2 separate regions of the Homo sapiens genome follow, and region 2 is linked to region 1. Evidence: chromatin loops called from intact Hi-C (ENCODE). Cell type or tissue: PC-9. All regions are shown on one strand. Links, peaks and the distances in the headings refer to the core of each region. The heading gives the core; the rest is flanking DNA.

The links. Hi-C counts contacts between places; a loop is a spot of excess contacts. Peaks named below come from ENCODE experiments on the same cell type or tissue, not always from the same donor. Only the 100,000 strongest peaks of a DNase experiment are listed, where the experiment ranks them.
Region 2: it touches region 1 in a loop (2.9-fold over the local background); 3 of 110 quality-filtered maps call a loop at or near these places.

What each region holds. Positions count from the first base shown.
Region 1 is chr10:30,146,108-30,156,879 of GRCh38, reverse strand. No RefSeq gene overlaps it. Among named protein-coding and RNA genes, the nearest start is that of JCAD, 92 kb to the right of the region's middle. RefSeq lists a silencer at 1,228-1,287 and an enhancer at 4,810-4,859. In PC-9, for the core only: a CTCF peak has its summit at 4,900; a DNase peak (open chromatin) is centred at 4,699.
Region 2 is chr10:30,093,370-30,104,141 of GRCh38, reverse strand. The region is part of intron 1 of LOC101929256 (a long non-coding RNA gene); the gene reads right to left. It also overlaps a transcript of JCAD not described here. Among named protein-coding and RNA genes, the nearest start is that of JCAD, 39 kb to the right of the region's middle. In PC-9, for the core only: no CTCF peak of the experiment used is centred there; DNase peaks (open chromatin) are centred at 4,251 and 5,321; H3K4me3 peaks cover 465 bases; H3K27ac peaks cover 1,627 bases.

The DNA.
Region 1 (10,772 bases), core at 1,687-9,686:
TCCGGGTCCTCTTCCAAGCTCACATAACATTGAGGGTTTTTTGGTTTTGATTTTTTTTTTTTTTTTTTGAGATGAAGTCTCACTCTGTCACCAAGGTTGGAGTGCAGTGGCATAATTCCGGTTCACTTCAACATCTGCCTCCCGGGTTCAAGCTATTCTCCTGCATCAGCCTCCCAAGTAGCTGGGATTATAGATGCCTGCCACCACGCCCAGCTAATTTTTGTATTTTTAGTAGAGACGAGGTTTCACCATATTGGCCAGGCTGGTCTTGAACTTCTGACCTCAGGTGATCTGCCCACTTCGGCCTCCCAAAGTGCTGGGATTACAGGCTTGAGCCACAATGCCTGGCCTCAATTCTTTGAGATTGTAGGACTGAGGTCTCCATTTTCTCACTGGCTGTCAGCTGGGGGCCACTCTGAGCTTCCAGAAGCCACCCATAGATCCCTGCCACATGGTCCCCTCCCCACACAACAGTTCCCTCCTTCAAGGCTAGCAGGATAATCCCTCACTGCAGTCTGCTAAGATGGTCTGTGTCATATAATACATTCAAAGAAGTTACCATCCCATCAGCAAGAGGGAATAATATCTAAGAAATCATTAATAAAGTCATGGAAGTTATTCTGGCCTTGTGTGAAGTAGATAAGCCTTTGATAATTTCTGCCCATAAATTTAGTTTATTTTATTGGAAATTAGAAACTGCTTAATTATGTGGCCTCATTATAGTGTGTGTTCTTTGACTTCTAAAAAAAAATTGACTTACCAATCAAAAACTTTACTTTTTGACCAGCCCAAAAAGGTAACCAAAATGAACTCAACTAAGTAATAAAAATAAAAACAATTCCTTCAACGCCAGGCTTCCCGCAGCTCTCTGCCCTGCTGCTACTTGTACTAAACATTTCCATAGCTTCCTCTTTCCTGGAGAACGCTGGGATGTGCTGTCAAAAGCAAGTTGTGTGCAGGGGTTTGCAACCTGGGTTTTGTTTTTCTTCTTTGTCATTGTGGATAAGCTCATTGATGATATGGTCCTTGATTAGGACTGAATAGGACCAGCGGTGGGGATATATATAGGTATATAGGACCCAGGATTTCCTGCAGAGCTTGTCATCTTTGGATCACTCACTGTGGAAAATAAAAGAATTCCTCGCCCAGTAGTTCCCTGTGGCTACAGTACCACAAAGCTGTGTTCTTTGGACAGGTTTGGCTGCCCCAGCAGTCCATGAGCGATTTCCTCTTTGTCACTGAGCCACCATCATGAACAAATTGTTTTGTCAGTTGGCCCGGACCTCCAAAGACTCAAGGGTCACGTTAGCAGGAAACTCCAGCTGTGAGTGTGACTGTGAGGTGGCCATGCCTTAAAGAAACTTTCATTTTTGTTTTGAGTTGTCATCATCTTTTCTTGGGTTCAACAACTTTGGATGAAACTGCATCTATTGTTGTTTCTACACCTGGAATTAAGCTGTCCCACTGAGGATAGTCATGGCAACTCCAGGGAAAGACCATGGAAAATAATCAGAAAATCCTTCTGAGAGCCAGAGAAAGAACTCTGCTTTGCATGAAGATGCTCAAAGTGTATCGGAGCCTGTGTCAGCCTTGCATGTGTACCAGGAGTAATCAGACTCCACCACGGGCCCAGTTCTCTTCACCTCTTTCAGCTATAGTTCATCTACTATTCATTTCTTTAGACTTGGGCCAGCCCATCCCCTATCCAGTACTTGCCCTGGGAGGAAGTATATAGAAGGTCTTCAACCCAGATGTGCTGATCATTGTACTCAGATAATTAGTGCTGCCTGGGACTTGATTTGTTTAACTCTTTGAATTCCCCACGTGTTCTTGGCTAATGCTAACTGATTTGATTTGGATTTGTGTCCCCACCCAAATCCCATGTCACACTGTAATCCCCAATGTTGGAGGTGGGGCCTGGTGGGAGGTGACTGTGTCATGGGAGAGTGGAACCTTCATGAGCAGTTTAGCACCATCTCATTGGTGCTGTTCTTATGATAGAGTTCTCATGAGATCTGGTCATTTTAAAGTGTGTGGCACCTCCCCACTCCCTCTCTTCCTCCTGCTCCAGTCATGTAAGACGTGCCTGCTTCCCCTTTGTCTTCTGCCATGACTGAAAGTTTCCTAAGGCCTTCCCAGAAGTTGAGCAGATGCCAGCACCATGCTTCCTGTACAGCCTGTGGACCTGTGGGCCAATTAAATCTCTCTCTCTCCTTTTTTTAAAATAAATTACCCAGCCACAGGTATTTGTTTATAGCAGTGTGAGAAGACACTAATACAGTTTAGTACTTGATCTTGGTTCAGCCACCAATGCTCTGTCTTGTCAATCATGGTTGTCATACTCTTTCTAACCCTAAATGTAAATGTTCCCTTTTAGAGTCCAGACAGTGGCCCTCCCCCAATCCCAGTCCCACTGATACCCAAAGCCCACCTGCCCACGGACGGCAGCTTTTTAAATCAAGGCACCCTGACCCTGTCTGGGCTTCACTCCACCTTCCCTCAGGATAAGACTCAAGCTCCAGGAGAGTGTGGGGCAATGGACAAGGTCAGACTCCAGAGCAAGATAAGCGATGGGATGGGGGTGGAGATGATGACGGTGTCTGTTGCTTTCATTTCCTGGTAGCATACAAATCACTCCAACATTTAATGCTGTGATTAAAGCTATGAAAAATTGTCAAATGAGGTCAAAATGAACTCATCAAAATGACTGGGTCAAAATGGCACTGATATAGGGGTTAAAAAGAAATCACTTAGGCAGATAGGGTATGGGAGTCCTCAGTGAGGCTTTTGTTTTTAATGAAAAGCAGCCCCAAATCATTTTCTAACGAAGAGCAGCCCGTAAAGTTGAGCTGCAGACACAGACAAGCAAGTTGGGAGCTTGCATGGGGGAATGCTGGCAGGAACTAGGGACTGGACATGTTCAAGATGGCGGCTCCATCTTCCCTTTTCAGCCAGCCACGTGTACAGTAAGGAGCAGACAAGAGGGCGCCAACCAAGGGAAGAGTTCACTTGCATAGTAAGATTAGGGTGGGATGACCAGCCTTCCCGCCCCCGCCCCCGCTATGTAAATGTCAAACCTGATCCAACCGATCTGTGAGCCCTATGCAAATCAGACACTGTCTCCTCAAGCCAGACTGTAAAATTGGGTTCATCCGCTACCAGATGGTCTTTTCCGTTCGGAAGACCCCTCTCTCTATAGAGAGAGCTCTTCTTCTTTCTCTTTTCTTCTGTCCGTTAAACCTCCACTCCTAAACTCCTCGTGTGTCCCTGTCCTAAATTTTCCTGGCATGAGAGGATGAATCCAGGGTATATACCCCAGACAACATAGCCACTTCAGCACAATATACATACACACGCCAACTGCTCAGTCCTGGGTGACAACAGCTGTTACAAGGCCACATTAATAACTCCTCATTTAGCTGTGTTTCTAAGTTTAAAGAGCACCTTCATATCTCATTTTTAAATTAATTCTAAAATTATATATTTTTAGATGTTTCAATGCTTCTGAAATTTATAGATGTCTTACATTCAGTGTTTTATAGTCACTGTTGGCTAGACATCAGCAATTATGTAGCTGTCATTGCCTAAGCTTAAAAAAAAACAACAAAAAAAACCATCATCAAAGTCTGAAGGGCAGGTGGCAGTCACCTGGAAAGGTCATGGAACAATCAGGGAGCACTCTTATCATCCGTAGGGACTGTTATTTGGTGAGGGAGAAAAGAAGCAAAAAGTGAATCAGATGAGTATAGCAATTCCTAAAGTAGAAGTCAAAGAAGTCAAACTCTTCAATAATTACAGGGCCATCTTAAGAACTTAGCACCATTGGCTTTAGCTCTTTCATGGGTTCTTTCAAGAAATGCTGTATCGGCCGGGCACGGTCACGCCTGTAATCCCAGCACTTTGGGAGGCAGAGGCAGGCGGATCATGAGGTCAGGAGATGGAGACCATCCTGGCGAACACGGTGAAACCCCAGCTCTACTAAAAATACAAAAAATTAGCCTAGTGTGATGGCGGGCACCTGTAGTCCCAGCTACTTGGGAGGTTGAGGCGGGAGAATGGCGTGAACCCAGGAGGCAGAGCTTGCAGTGAGCCGAGATCACGCCACTGCACGACAGCCTGAGCGACAGAGCAAGACTCCGTCTCAAAAAAAAAAAAAAAAAAAAAAAAGAAAGAAATGCTGTATCATTAAAACTCTTCATGGCACAGAGGACAGCTTATGTAGAAAAACACAGCTATTGGCGACTCTGTATCAAAAAAGCGATTCAGATTAAGATGGCAGATAGGAGGCAGGACTAGCTTGCAGCTCCCGCTCGGATGGACAGAGCAGCATGTGGAGACTCACATCGTGAACTTTTGCTCCAAGAACTACCACTGGAACATACCAGGAAAGCCAAGAGAATCCAAATACCATTTGAAGGAACTGGATCACCAGTGAAGTCTCCCTGAGACGCCAAAAAACTGTGAGTCTGCTTGCTTTCTCAATGGGGAGGCTCATGGTCTGGGGAAAGTTCTCAGCCCTGGTCACTGGCTGCCTGGAAATAGACTCGGTGCTGTTGCCGGGCGGGGCACAGTAGAAGTGAGACTGACTTTTAGGACTGTTGGCTGTATGGGAGCAGGGTGAGGCCTGTGACTGCTGGCTTTCCCCCGCTTAGCTGGCCACTTGTATGACTCAGCAGAGGCAGCTGTTATCCCCCTGGCAACATAACTCCATTAGACTGGGAACCACACTCCTATCGCCCACAACAGCCACAGCAAGCCACGCTCAAGGAGAGACTGAACTCAGACCTGCCTATCCCTGCCACCACCTGGTGGCCTTTCTCTACCCACCCTGGTAGCCAAAGACAAAGATCATAATCTCTTGGGAGCTCTGTGGTCCTGCCCACCTCCTGAGAAACCTGAATACTTAGCAAGGTGTCCTTAGGGCAAGTTTGCATTCCCCCCATAGGACTGCAGCTGATGTGCTTTTGAAAGCAACACCTCCTGGCTGGAGGGCAACCAACACAAAACCAGCACACTAAACAAAAACATAACAAAGGACGCTCAGAGTCTACTTCACTCCCCTGCTACCTCTACTGGAGCAGGTGCTGGGATCCATAGCTGCAAGACCTGAAGACAGGACTTTTTGCAGACACTCCCCCGTACAAGCCCAGAGCCCTGTAGCTCCACTGGGTGGCTAGACCTAGAAGGGCAAAATCAATCACTAGGGTTCAGCTCTCAGGAAACCCCATTCCTAGGGGAAGGGGGAGAAAACCACATCAAGGGAGCACCTCATGGGACAAAAGAATCTGAACAGCAACCTTTGAATCCCGGATCTTCCCTCTGACTTAGTCTACCCAAATGAGAAGGAACCAGAAAAACAATTCTGGTAAAATGATTAAAAAAAAAAAAGGTTATTTAACGCCCCCAAAAGATCATACCAGCTCACCAGCAATGGATCCAAACCAAGACAAAAATCTCTGAATTGCCAGAAAAGAATTCAGAAGGTCAATGATTAAGCTAATCAAGGAGGCATCAGAGAATGGTGAAGTCCAACTTAAATCAAAAACATGATACAAGATATGAAAGGAAAATTCTTCAGTGAAATAAATAGCATAAATAAAAAACAATCACAACTTCTTGAAATCAAGGATGCACTTAGAGAAATGAAAAAGGCATTGGAAAGTCTCAGCAATAGAACTGAACAAGAAAGATTCTTGAAATTCTTTCCTTCTTCTTGACTTTGGATAACCTGATGACTACGTGCAACTCTGAAGAAAGAACTTAAGAGCTCAAAGACAAGGCTTTTGAATTAACCCAATCCATAACAGACAAAGAAAAAATAATTTAAAAATGAACTAAAGCCTCCAAGAAGTTTGGGACTATGTCAAATGTCCAAACCTAAAAATAATTGGTGTTCCAAGGAAGAAGAGGAATCTAAAAGTTTGGAAAACATATTTGAGGGAATAATGGAGGAAAATTTCCTCAGCCTTGCTAGAGATCTAGACATCTAAATATAAGAAGATTAAAGAACACCTGGGGAATTCATTGCAAAAAGATCATTGCCTAGGCACGTAGCCATCATGTTATCTAAAGTCAAAATGAAGGAAATAATCTTAAGAGCTGTAAGGCAAAAACATCAAGTAGCCTATAAAGGAAAACCTGTCAAATTAACAGGAGATTTCTCAGAAGAAACCCTACAGACTAAAACAGATTGGGGTCTTATTTTTAGCCTCCTTAAACAAAACAATTATCAGCCAAGAAGTTTGTATCCAGCTCAACTAAGCTTCATAAATGAAGGAAAAATACAATCTTTTCCAGACAGACAATTGCTGAGAAATTTGCCACCATCAAGCCAGCACTATAAGAACTGCTAAAAGGAGCTCTAAATCTTGAAACAAATCCTCAAAATACACCAAAATAGAACCTCTTTAAAGCATTAATCTCACATGACTTATATAACAATAACAAAATTTAAAAAATAAGGTATTAAGGCAACAAATAACCCAATGAATATAATAGTACCTCATATCTCAATACTAACATTAAATGTAAATGGCCTAAATGCCCCACTTAAAAGATACCAAATGACAGAATGGATAAGAATTCAGCAACCAAGTTTTTCCTGTCTTCAGGAGACTCACCTAACACACAAGTACTCACATAAACTTAAGGTAGGGGGGTGGAAAAAGATATTCCATGCAAATGGACACTGAAAGTGAGCAGGAGTAGTTATTCTCATATGAGACAAAACAAACTTTAAAGCAACAGCAGTTAAAAAAGACAAAGAGACATTACATAATGATAAAAGGATGAGTCCAACAGGAAAATGTCACAATTCTAAATATATATGCATTTAACACTGGAGCTCCCAAATTCGTTAAACAGTAACTACTAGACCTAAGAAATGAGATAGATGGCAACACAATAATAGTGGGGGACTTTAATACTCCACTGATAGCACTAGACAGGTCATCAAGACAGAAAGTCAACAAAGAAACAATGAACTTAAACTATTCCCTACAAGAAATGGACTTAACAGATATTTATAGAACATCCTACCCAATAACTGCAGAATATACCTTCTATTCATCAGCACATGGAACATTCTCCAAGGTAGACCATATGACAGGCCACAAAACAAGTCTCAGTCAATTTAAGAAAATCTAAATTATGTCGAGTACTCTCTCAGACCATAGTGGAAAAAAGTTGGAAATCAACTCCAAAAGGAACCCTAAAATCTTGCAAATACATGAAAATTAAATAACCTTCTCCTGAATGATATTGGATCAACAATGAAATCAAGATGGAAATTTGAAAATTATTTGAACTGAACAATAATAGGAACACAATCTATCAAAACCTCTGTGATACAGCAAAAGTGATGCTAAGAGGAAAGTTCATAGCATTAAATGCCTACATCAAAAAGTCTGAAAGACCACAAATAGACAATCTAAGGTCACACGCCACAGAACTTGGGAAAGAAGAACAATCCAAAATCAAACCCAGCAGAATAAAAGAAATAACAAAGATCAGAGCAGAACTAAATGAAACTGAAACAAAAAAACAAACAAACAAACAAATACAAAAGATAAGTGGAACAAAAAGCTAGTTCTTTGAAAAGATAAACAAAATTGATAGACCATTAGCAAGATTAACCAAGAAAAGAAGAGAAAATATTCAAACAAGCTCAATTCGAAGAAAAATGGGAGATATTGCAACTCATACTACAGAAATACAAAAGATTTTTCAAGGCCTCTATGAGCACCTTTACGTGCATGAACTAGAAAACCTAGAGGAGATGGATAAATTCTTGGAAATATACAATCCTCCTAGATTAAACCAGGAAGATATAAAATCTCTGAACATACCAGTAACAAGCAGCGAGACTGAAATGGTAATTAAAAAATTGCCAACAAAAAAAGTTCAGGACCAGACAGATTCACAGCTGAATTTTATTAGACATTCAAAGAAGCATTGGTACCAATCCTATTCACACTATTCCACAAGGTAAAAAGGGAATCCTCCCTAAATCGTTATATGAAGCCACTATCACCCTAATACCCAAACCAGCAAAGGACATAACAAAGAAAACCACAGACCAATATCCCTGATGAACATAGATACAAAAATCCTCAACAAAATACTAGCAAACTGAATCCAACAGCATATCAAAAAGATAATCTACCATGATCAAATGGGTTTCATGCCAGGGATGCAGGTATGACCTACATACGTAGGTCAATAAATGTAATATACCACGTAAATGGAATTAAAAACAAAAATCACATGATCATCTCAATAGACACAGAAAAAGCATTTGACAAAATTCAGCATCCCTTTGATTAAAACCCTCAGCAAAATCAGCATACCAGGGACATACCTTAAGGTAATAAAAGCCGTCTACAACAAACCCACAGCCAACATTATACTGAATGGGAAAAAGGTGAAAGCATTCTCGCTGAGAACTGGAACAAGACAAGGATGCCCACTTTCACCACCTCTATTCAACATAGTATTGGAAGTCCTAGACAGAGCAGTCAGACAAGAGAAAGAAATCAAGGGCATCCAAATCAGTAAAGAGGAAGTCAAACTGTCACTGTTTGTTGATGATATGATCGTATACCTAGAAAACCCTAAAGACTCATCCAGAAAGATCCTATAACTGGTAAATGAATTCAGCAAAGTTTCAGGATACAAAATTAATGTACACAAATCAGTAGCTCTGCTATAGACCAACAGCAACTAAGCTGAGAATCAAATTAAGAATTCAACCCTTTTCCTAATAGCTGAAAAAAAAAAAAAAAACTTAGAAATATACCTAACCCCAAGGACCTGAAAGACCTCTACAAGGAAAACTACAAAATACTGCTGAAAGAAATCATAGATGGTACAAACAAATGGAAACATATCCCATGCTCATGGATGGGTAGAATCAATATTGTGAAAATGACCATACTGCCAAAAGCAATCTACAAATTCGATGCAATTCCCATCAAAATACCATCAGCATTCTTCACAGAACTAGAAGAAACAACCCTAAAATTCATATAGAACCAAAAAAAAAAAAAAAAAAAAAAAAAAAAGAGCCTGCATAGCCAAAGCAAGACTAAGCAAAAAGAACAAATCTGGAAGCATCTCATTACCTGACTTCAAAGTGTACTATAAGGCTATAGTCACCAAAACAGCATGGTACTGTTTTAAAAATAGGCACATAGACTGCTGGAACAGAATAGAGAACCCAGAAATAAAGCCAAATATTCATAGCCAACTGGTCATCAACAAAACAAACAAAAACATAAAGTAAAGAAAGGACATCCTATTCAACAAATGGTGCTGGGATAATTGGTAAGCCACATGTAGAAGAATGAAACCGGATCCTCACCTGTCATACAAAAATCAACTCAAGAGGGATCAAAGACTTAAATCTAAGACATGAAACCATAAAGATTCTAGAAGATAATGTCAGAAAAACCCTTCTAAACATTGGCTTAGGCAAGACTTTATGACCAAGAACCCAAAAGCAAATGCAACAAAAACAAAGATAAATAGATGGGACTTAATTAAACTACAAAGCTTCTGCACAGCAAAGAAATAATCAGCAGAGTAAATAGACAACCCACAGAGTGGGAGAAAATCTTTACAATGTATACATCTGACAAAGGACTAATATCCAGAATCTACAACAAACTCAAACAAATTAGCAAGAAAAAAAAGACAATCCCATCAAAAAGTGGGCTAAGGACATGAATTGACAATTCTCAAAAAAAAAGATGTACAAATGGCCAATGAGCATATGGAAATATGCTCAACATCACTAATTATCAGAGAAATGCAAATCAAAACCACAATGCGATACCACCTTACTCCAGCAAGAACAGCCCTAATCAAAAAATCAAAAAGAAAGTAAATGTTGGCGTGAATGCCGTGAAAAGGGAACACTTTTACACTGTTATCGGGAATGTAAGCTAGTACAACCACTATGGAAAGCAGCGTGGAGATTCCCTAAAGAACTAAAAGTAGATCTACCATTTGATCCAGTAATCCCACTATTAGTTATCTACCAAGAGGAAAAGAAGTTATTATATGAAAAAGATACTTGCACACGCATGTTTACAGCAGCAAAATTTGCAACTGCAAAAATATGGAACCAGCCCAAATGCCCATCAATCAGAGTGAATAAAGAAACTGTTCTATGTATCTACCATGGAATACTACTCAGCCATAGAAAGGAGTGAAATAATGGGATTCACAGCAACCTGGATGGAATTGGAGGCTATCCTAAGTGAAGTAACTCAGGAATGGAAAACCAAACATCGTATGCTCTCATTCATATGTGGCAGCTAAGTTATGAGGACGCAAAGGCATAAGAATGATACATTGGACTTTGGGGACTTAGGGGAAAGGGTGGGAGGGGTTGAGGAATAAAAGACTATACACTGGGTACAGTGTACACTGCTTGGGGGATGGGTGCTCCAAAATCTCAGAAATCACCACTAAAGAACTTATTCAAATAACCAACCACCACCTGTTCCCCAAAAACCTATTGAAATTTAAAAAAAAATTTTTTAAGTGATTCAGCAGAGTCACGGTGTGAATCCAAAGTTGTCTGCAATTTTTCTTATGTTTCCCTTTTAGTATGTGCGTAAAAGCAATCTATTATAAAACCTATGTCGAAATAAGACCAAAACATCTTTTTCAATATGCATAAGAGAAAATTCCTGCATAATACAAAAATATTGTCTCATAGCTTGGCAGTGTTTTTTCTTTCTTACTAATGGTGCATCTCATAGACA
Region 2 (10,772 bases), core at 1,106-9,105, 52 kb after region 1:
TTTCCTGAATGAGCCACATGCCCCCAGGCCTCTGTAAGTTAACTTCTCAGTTTCCTCTTTCTAGGAACTTTTTCCTCCCTCTCTGCCTTCAGGCTAGTTCCAACCAGAACTATTCAAACTAGAGTTCAATTCTTTTGGTGTATCCCCATGATACTTTCTTTGTGCCTTTGCCATAGCACTTACCACTCTCCCATTGAACTGCATTTCCTGTGTTATATGGCAAAATTAAAATAATACAAAAAATTAGCCAAGCGTGATGGTGCATGCCTGTAATCCCAGCTACTCGGGAGGCTGAGGTAGGAGAATCGCTTGAACCCAGGAGGCGGAGGTTGCAGTGAGCCAAGATTGCGTCATTGCACTCCAGCTTGGGCAACAACACAAAACTCTGTCCAAAAAAAAAAAAAAAAAGAAAAATTGACTCACTAACTGTTTATTATCAGTAGGTTATTATAGTAGCAATAGAGAAAGGGCTTATTTGGGATCAAAAGAACTGGCTGTGAGTGTGTGTGGGTGTGTGTGTGTGTGTGTATTTATACATAAATATACAGGCATTTCCTCATTTACTTTAATATTTGAACAGGTATTTTCTTATCTATTTTAACATCAATTTTAACATTTAACATTTATTTTAACATTTGACATACAACGTTTGAAGTTCCTTCCAACTCTTAAGTGTATGAATCTGAATTATTTGCCTTTATCTCCTTACATACATCTTTAAATATTATGGCAAAAGAACAACCAGGATTGCCGGATCATATGATAATTCTACTTTTAATTTTTGAGGAACAACCGTACTGTTTTTTGGTAGTCCTATTTTTGGGTATATATCTCAAAGAATTGAAGTCAAGATCTTGAAGTGATAGCTTTACTCCCATGTTCACTGAAGCACTATTCACAATAGCTAAGATACAGAAACAACCTAAATGTCCCTCAGGAGATGAATGGGCAAGGAAAATGTGGTCTATGCACACAGTGGAATATTACCCAGCATTAAAAAAGGCGAAAATCTTGCCATATGCAACAATATGAACTGGGAGGATGTTATGCTAAGAGAAATCAGTCATATGGTTTGGCTGTGTCCCCACCCAAACCTCATCTTCAATTGTAGGTCCCATAGTTCCCATGTGTCATGGGAGGGACCTGGTAAGAGGTAATTGAATCATGGGGGTGGGTCTTTTCCATGCTGCTGTCAAGATAGTGAATAAGTCTCATGAGGTCTGATGGTTTCATAAAGGGGAGTTCCCCTGCACATGCCCTCTTGCCTGCTGCCATGTAAGACGTGACTTTGCTCTTCATTTGCCTTCTGCCACGATTATGAGGCCTCCCCAGCCATGTGGAACTGTGAGTCCATTAAATCTCTTTCCTTTATAAATTATCCAGTCTTGGGTATGTGTTTATTAGCAGTGTGAGAACAAACTAATACAATAAGCCAGGCACCGAAGGGCAAATACTGTATGATTCTGCTTATATAAGGAATCTAAAATAGTCAAACTCATAGAAGCAGAGAGTAGCATGGTGGTTGGCAGGGTTTGGGGTAGAAAGCGGAAGGTGTTGTTTAACAGGTATAAATGTTCAGTTTTGCAAGATGAGTAAGTTCTAGAGATCTGCTGTGCAACATTATGCCTATAAGTTAATATTGTAATGTGCACTTAAAAATGTAAGAGGGTAGACTGGGTGCAGTGGCTCACGCCTGTAATCCCAGCACTTTGGGAGGCTGAGGCAGATGAATCATCTGAGGTCAGGAGTTTGAGACCAGGCCGGCCAGCATGGTGAACCCTCTCTCTACTAAAAATACAAAAATTAGCCGGACATGGTGGTAAGCACCCACTGTGATCCCAGCTAATTGGGAGGCTGAGGCAGGAGAATTGCTTGAACCCAGGAGGTGGAGGTTGCAGTAAGCCAAGATCATACCACTGCACTCCAGCCTGGGCGACAGAGCAAGAGTTTGTCTCAAAAAAAGAAAAAACATTAAGAAGGTATGTTAAGATCTTACGTAAAGTGTTCTTACCACAATAAAATAATAATAAAAATCATAACCAGGATTCTGTCGTCTAGAGCCACAGAAAATTGACTAGGTGGGAGATGAGTTGTGGAGTGGTCTGAAGGGTAGAGTACTAGCTTACCCTCTGGCCCTCACTGACATTTCCCAGGCAAAGACCACACTGGCATCTGCTCATTACTTCAGTCCCACCCCTGAGGTCAGAAGGTTGAAGCTTTCCTGTTCTTCATTGCAACACTGTACATGTATGTTAGAACCTTGCCCACAGTAGACACCATGCAAATGTCTCTAAGTGAATGAGTGGATAATCTCCCCTTTCACTGAAACACAGCAAAGTGAAGATAAGATTTCTTAAGATGTTTATGACAGGATTTTATGCTTAAAAGACTATGAACCAAAAATAAAATTCCAAGCCCCCCAACCACCTGAATGGACCCCTCCTCTCAGCCACAGGCATTCTAAAGTTAGCCTGAGCCGGGCGTGGTGGCTCAGGCCTGTAATCCCAGCACTTTGGGAGGCCAAGGCAGGTGGATCACTTGAGGTCATGAGTTCAAGACCAGCCTGGCCAACATAGTGAGACCCTGTCTCTAACAAAAAATTAATAATAATAAAATAAATAAATAAGTTAGCCTGAAAAACTAGTTTCATGCCATGATAGGAAAGGAGGGTCAGACATGCCTCATGACACCCTCCTCCCTTTTGGAATTACTAATAAAACAGACTCTTTTTTTGAGACTGAGTCTCGCTCTGTCACCCAGGCTGGAGTGCAGTGGTGTGATCCCAGCTCACTGCAACCTCCACCTCCCAGTTTCAAGAAATTCTCCTGCTTCAGCCTCCCGAGTAGCTGGGATTACAGGAATGGGCCACCACGCCCAGCTATATTTTTTGTATTTTTAGTAGAGACAGGGTTTTGCCATATTGGCCAGGCTGGTCTCAAACTCCTGACCTTGTGATCCACCTGCCTTGGCCTCCCAAAGTGCTGGATTACAGGCATGAGCCATCGCACCCAACCAGAACAGACTCTTTAAATCTGATAAGAAACATTTATAATCTATTCTCTCTGAAGCTTGCTACCTGAAGGCTTCCTCTGCATGATAAAACCTTGATCTCCATAACTCGTTATCTTAACCCAGACATTCCTTTTTATTGATAATAACTCTTTCAACCAATTGCCAGTTAGAAAATCTTTGAATCTGCCTGACTTGGAAGTCCCACTTCCAGTTATCCCACTTCTCTGGCTGAACCAATGAACATCTTACAAGTATTGACTGATGTCTCATGTCTCCCTAATATGTATAAAACCAAGCTGCACCCTGACTACCTTGGGCACATGTTCTCAGGATCTCCTGAGGGCTGTGTCAGGGGCCATTGGTCACTCATATTAGTCCTAATTACCCTCTCTAAATCCAATCAAGTCATTATGCCTCAGGCTTTGTTTAAGAATAAAGTAGAATAGGCCAGGGTCGGGTGGCTCACACCTGTAATCCCAGCACTTTGGGAGGCCGAGGTGGGCAGATCACCTGAGGTTCGGAGTTCGAGACCAGCGTGGCCAACTTGGTGAAACCCCATCGGTACTACAAATACCAAAAAATTAGCTGGGTGTGGTGGTGGGTGCCTGTAATACCAGCTACTTGGGAGGCTGAGGCAGGAGAATTGCTTGAACCCAGGAGGCGGAGGTTGCAGTGAACCGAGATCGCGTCACTGCACTCCAGCCTGGGCGACAGAGTGAGATCTGTCTCAAACAACAACAACTACAACAAAAACCCTCAAACAAAACAAGAACAACAAAAAGAATAATTCAGAATAAATAAATCTCTTCAAATATTTTAGAGTTCGACTCTTTGTTAACAAAACAGAGTCATAATTTCCACCAAGAATATCAACCCTTCTCTATGTTATAAATAAAGTTTCAGTGCCGTAAAAGAAATAGCACTTGAATGTAAAATTTTATTTTTAATTCTCAGCAAGGCAAGCTACTTCTATAGAAGGGTGCGCCTTTACAGATGGAGCAATGGTGAGCAGCACACTTGGACAAGGGAGGGGAAGGGGTTCTTATCCCTGACACACATGGCCCCTGCTGCTGTGTCCTTCCCCTGTTGGCCAGGGTTAGACCGCACAGGCTAAACTAATTCCGATTGGCTAATTTAAAGAGAGTGACTGGGTGAGTGGTTTGGTGGGAGAAATGGTTATGCAGGATGGAGAATGAGTCAGGGCAGAGCAGGTAGCAGGTAATCGGAATGAGTTAGAGTGGAGCCGGTAATCGCAATGAGTCAGGGTGGAGCAAGTGATTGAAATGAGTCAGGGTGGAGGAGGTAATCGAAAAAGGTTACTTTACGAGGAAGTTAAGTTTACAAGTAGAAGACAAAGAATTGAACATATACTGACATATTGATTCTTTGAAAAGAAATTTAGAACTCATATCTAACATCTGTTTTAGTATAAATTCAGATTTTTTCATTGTATATGGCATTTGGCATAAAGATTATTTGTAGATCCTGTCATTATTTAAAATTATATTATATATATTCATATGTTTATTATACCCCTTCCTGTTAAATATAATCTCCATGAGGACAGGGATTTTTTTTTCATCTTATTATTCATGCTGTTTCCCTAGCACAGTGCCTGGAACATAATAAGTGCTTCACAAACACTTACTAAAGAGGAGAGTTATTTATATCAAGAAATTGGTACTAAATAAAGTCTATTAGAAAGAGAAAATTATTTAACTAGATAAGAAACTCATTCTAAAGAAAACAAAGTCTGAGGCATAATGACTTGATTGGATTTAGGGAGGGTAATTAGGACTAATGGGAGTTTTACCCCTGATTCTTTAGGAATGAGACAGAAAATGAGAAGTTAGGAATAAATCCCCTGAAGGCTTTGGAAATAATTAACTGAGATCTTTCTTTTGCAATGATGTCTTATGTTTCAAAGATGAGGTGTAAGATGAGTTGGGATTATGTTTACGTTTCATTTTCCCCACTTTTAAATAATTTTCTTTAAAAGAGAATAAGAAATAGATTCACAGTTTAGAGAAAGTCTATGGAAAAAATAATAGAAAAATCCTGGGTGAAGGATAAACTACGAATTTCAAAAGATAATGCAGCTATCTAAGTAATAGACACCTAAGTAATTGGTAGCAAGTAAATAAGGAGCTCAGAGGCTATCAGATAAACCAAGTGAAGGAAACTGAAAAAACCAAGGCGAGTACATTGCCAAGAAAAGAACCACAGATGTGATTCAGCTTGCAACATGAGCTCCAAAGGTTTAAAAAAAATCAGGAAGTTTTTGGGGGACGATGTAGTAAGTGGAGCAAACAAAGGAGAAGTGGGTGGAATTTTAAGGTTGAAGATTTCATGATAATAAGTTATTGGACAGTAAGAACTTTGGAATGGCACTCAAAGAGAATATGAGTCATCCTAAAGCTTAAAGAGATTTTTTAGGAAGATGTGAAAGTGTTAGGGATTGGAGGACACTTGTCATGTCGAAAATCTTAGAAATAAACTGGAGTTCATTCATTCTTTCATTTTGCATTTATTGAGCACAATCCAGGAACTGAGGACACAAAAGCAAATGAATCAGGCCAAACACCATCCCAGCTTTCTTGGAGTTTACAGATGAATAAATCAGTTCATCTCACTGATGCACGAGTATATTCAAGTAGGTATTTGCTGGGAAGAAATGCAGGGCGAAGAGTGACTAACAAAGAAACCAGGCCTAGATGTGGTGGGGATGGGTTGGGGATTCAGGGGGCCTTCCAAGGAACACACTTGAGCTGAGATCTGAGGGTGCCTAGGAGCCAGCTGGGGGAGAAACAGGGGTAGCATGGAAGAAACCTTCTAGATAGAAGTCCTGTGGAGGAAGGATCACGGCACCTTCAGGAAGCAGAAGGACGATCAGCCTAGCTAGAGAACAAAGAGTCAGGAGAAGTCATATAAACTGAGGCAGGAGCTGTGGGCAAAGCTACTTTAGGCAGACCCGAGGGTCGCAGGAGTTATTTCTCCCAAGAACAAAAGGACATCACAAGGTGCTATTAGGGAGGGACTGAGACGTGACCAGCAGCTGGACTCTCCAGATAACCAAAACTCACCCATTTGGCAGCAATACCGTCCATATTTTACCACCTTTGATGGCCAGAAGTCTGGATTAGGGTTGCTCATTTTCCCTCTATCCCTTCCTGGAGCCTCTGTGGTTGAACTCTTGACGTTTCCTTGATGACTTTGAGGTATAAAGGCTGCTTATCCTTGGGCTCAGGAATCCCAGGCTGTTTTTCTCCTTTGAGTCTTGTTTCCTTTTCAAACTTTTTCATTTCTGGAGGGTGCTGCCATTGTACCCGTGTCTCTTTTCTTTCCTTTATTTATTTATTTATTTTTTGAGACGGAGTTTCCATCTGTCGCCCAGGCTGGAGTGCAGTGGGGCAATCTCGGCTCACTGCAAACCTGCGACTTCCGCCTCCTGGGTTCAAGCAATTCTCCTGTCTTAGTCTCTCGAGTAGCTGGGACTACAGGCCCACTACAGTGCACCACTACGCCTGGCTAATTTTGTATTTTTAGTAGATGCAGGGTTTCACCATGTTGGTCAGGCTAGTCTTGAACTCCTGACTCAGGTATCTGCCTACCTCAACCTCTCAAAGTGCTGGGATTATAGGCATGAGCCACTGCACCAGGCCCTGCGTCTCTTTTCTAATTGGATGCATCTGATATGCTGTAGGATGAAAAATAGAAAACTCAATGAATTGGCTTCCTTTGAGCTTTAGAGTGTGGGCTTTATGGTGCCTTGGGGGCCTTTGACATTTCCTCCTTTGTCCCACTAATACCCCAGGCTGCAGGGGGCTTAGAGTAAGCACCAGCTGGTATCTGTGCTGCTCAATACGGTGGCCACTAGCCACATGTGGCTATTTAATTTTAATTATTTAAAATTAAATAAAGTTAAAATTCAGCCCTTAGTTATGCTAGCTGCACGTGGCCAGTGCCCACCATATTAGACAGTGCAGATTTGGTTTGAGCATTTCTATTGCTGTAGGAAGTGCCATGGGCAGTACAGTCTTAGAGTACTGTGGATAGGATGGTCTACATTATTGTCATTGATGCTGTTGAGCATCATTTGACAGCAACTCCAGGCATGCTCCAAATACAGAACTGGATGTGGCCTTTCTTATTCTGCTAAGCTTACAAAAATACATCCTGTAACTTATTCCTTTCAGAATTGTTATAATTACTGTAATGCTATTGAAGAAATGCTCAGAGATCTATTTCCAGCAGAGAAATGGACTCGAAGCTAATTAAAATTCTACATTTGCTCACTGGAAAATTTGAGCTCTTGCTGGATTCACCTTCCCACACTGTCTCCAAATAGAATACAAGTCACACACGTGTCGTGCAGCCTTAATCTATTTGAGACATTCCATGACGCCACCTGAGCCTTCATCAATTTATACTTCAACCTCAGGAGAAGGGGTACATTCAGGGACCTGAGATGTTGGCACAAACAGATGCTCATTAAAAAAAAAAAAAAAATCCCAGCTCATTGAACTGATGAGCTAGTTATCCTATGTTCTGAACTCAGAATAGCAAATAAGAAGATACAGATCGAAGATACTTCAGCTGAATGTTATATAAAAGTCATGTCAAGGTGTGATGAATAATGCATTAGTGATTCCTTGATTTTCATTATGTGCCAGCTTGAGAATGTGATTCCTGCCTAGAGATTTCCATAATAATAACAATAGTAATAGCATTTTTGCATTACCACTGATCCCTGTAGCAACTCTGCAAGGTAGGTAGCATTTTCCACATCTTACAGACGAGGAAACTGAGGCTCAGGGCAGTGGGGTTGGTGGTGCAGCAGGAGTTGAGCTCCAGGCTGATTTGGTGGGGCCGCCCATCATCAGTGTTGGTCTGCAATACACATGCCTCTGTCCCCAGCACCTGGGGCGGTGGGGCAGGTGAGTCAGGAAGACAGAGAGGCAGGGTTACAGAGAAGACCTCAATGGCCCAGGCTGATGGCATCTTTCCTGGCAGCTTCTCCACACACTGGCCCCTCTGATGGCTGTGTGGATCCTGTGGACTGAACCTTGACTTTTACTGACAATAAAACAAAAAAAGCAAAATACTGCATTTTTTCCCTAGCTTGTGGTCAGTGGACTTAACATGCCACAAGCTTCAAAGAGAAGTTCCGCCTTACTGAAAAACAAATGAGCAAATAGAAACACACAAAGAACCCCTGCAAAAAGTCTCTGGGATGAATAGGAACAGCCTGTCACTTACTAATGTGGTCATTTTTTATATTACCACTGCTCCAGGAGTGAAGTACTGTCTATGGCAAGGCTGGGCTTATAGAAGGCTCTAAGGCTTCCCCTCTGGGGAACTCAGCTGCTAACCTCATCAATATCTCCTGAGCATCTCTCATGAGCCAGGCACTCACGATTCTAAGATGAGCGAGACACAGCCCTTGACCATGAGGAGCTTGTGATCAGGACTGGGAGTTCCACAGGTGAGCAAATAATTAAAACATAGCAGGATAAATGTTCCAATACTCAGATACATGAAGTGCAAATGAGAAAAGAACAAAATGCACAATTCCAGCCCCAAATTCAAAGTCAGAGCAGGTCGAACGGGGAGGCAAGCTCAGCAATGGGATAAGATGAAAAGTGGGCTGTAGGTTGTTGGGTGGAGCTGAGAAAATACCTCCAAGGCACCTGGGACACTGGTGCCCATTGTTGAGGCCACAGGGCCATTGCAAGGCTGGCCCAGGAATTAATTTAGAACAATAGGTTAAAAAGCCATGACTCATTCCCCCAGGGGTAGAATCAATTTTAATGATCAGTAAATATCTATCAACAAAACTGAAAGAGAAGTGAAGAAATGGGTCAGGGTTCAGAAAATAACGTTAAGAGACGAGAGCCATGAACTTGTCCATCATGGGCAAAATTGGGAACTGCAAGTTCTATGCAGGAAAGAAAAATAGAGGCATGAACCAGGGAAGGACCCAGAGTTCTAGGGCACAGAGAATAAACATAAAGTTCGTCCAAGGGCCAGAGGGATGCTAAGGAAAAGGATGAGGTGACCAAAGGGACTCAGAACTACACCCTAGCTGGAGGTGCACCGGCCAAGATCCACCCCGGGCTGAAATCTGAATCACTGGGTCCAACAACCTACTCAGACAATTAATAAAACTAATTTCTGGTGAGAACTAGATGTCCTCCTTTGCACTCCCAAATGGGGGACTTGGTGTGCTTGTTTCAGAGAGAGTGTAGGAGGAGGAAAAGAAGGGAAATGACTCCACATCTCAGCGAGATCAGGGAGACAGATATTCGGGAGGAGGTGGGAGAATGAAAATGACTGGGAACAGGTGGGCTAAATCGGTGAGGTGTGTGGGGAAGAAGCTAAGTTAGGAGTGGGCGGCTGGTTTTTCCAAAGGCAAAGATGGTGTCTTAGTTGGGAGCAGGAAGAGAACTGATTTCTTTCCATAAGGCTGCCATGCAGTCTCCTCCAGACTGCATAAGGGAAAATGCAGGTAGAAGTAGCACTCGTCTGCTTTCAACAAAAGATGAATATTGCATGCACTGTGGCAGCAGCCCCACGGCACCTGGGAGGCTTTGTTCCTTTGTATCTCCCATATTTCATAACAGCCCTCTGTAAGCAGTTTTTTGTTGTTTTGTTTTTGTTGTGGTTTTTGTTTTTGTTTTGAGATGGAGTCTGTCTCTGTCACCCAGGCTGGAGTGCAATGGCATGATCTTGGCTCACCACAACCTCCCGCCTCCCGGGATCGTGGGATTTTCCTGCCTCAGCCTCCGAGTAGCTGGAACTACAGGCACCCACCACTATGCCTGGCTAATTTTTGTATTTTTTTTTTTTTAGTAGAGACAGGGTTTTACCATTTTGGCCAGGTTGGTCTCGAACTCCTGACCTCAAGTGATCTGCCTGTCTTGGCCTCCCAAAGTGCTGGAATTATAGGCATGAACCACTGTGCCCAGTCTGCTGTTGATGAACTTTCATCTTGACTTAACAAAGCAATGACAATGCAGGGAGGCAAGTTCCTAATGATTTCCCTTTATCAACCCCCAAAGAGAATCACACTCTTTTCCTTCCTGCGGCATCAACCATCTCATAGTTAAGTCCTCATGAGCCGAGCAAAGTGTTATGTAACAAAGACAGAATCCCATGAAGGCCCCAACCTCTTTAGAACAAGATATGCAAGCTTTCAGGAGAGGACCCAATTAGTGTGGGCAATAGTCAGTCATCCAATATTCTATACAAGCAAGAAGTTTGGCGTTTAATTTGGAGACTCTTGCAAAAGGACTTGGATCTGCAAATACTTACTGAATCTCTGAGCTAGACTCTATCCCCGGGATTCCCGTGACTCTCTTGCAAAAGGACTTGGATCTGCAAATACTTGCTGAATCTCTGAGCTAGACTCTATCCCCGGGATTCCCGTGGCTTTAGTGGTGCCAACCAGAGTTAAGTCCTGAGGATCAGAGTGTGGCTCTGATAATAAAAAAGAGCCACATGCGGGGGGCTAGAGCTCAGGACATATTTGGCAGGATCTCAGGAACAGAAGGCACCAAGCAATCCTATAAGAGACTCATCATTAATGCAGCGAGCCAGCAAGCCTCTTTCTCAGTTTGTTCTGCAGTCCTGCAGGGGGCCAGCTGTGAGTCTTATGTCTGTCTCGTACCTCTCCACAGGCAGCTTATGTGCACTGAAATGCCAGTTTCAAATTATCCAAACTGATGTGGGTGCCCAGATGTGAACACTATCTTGTAAGC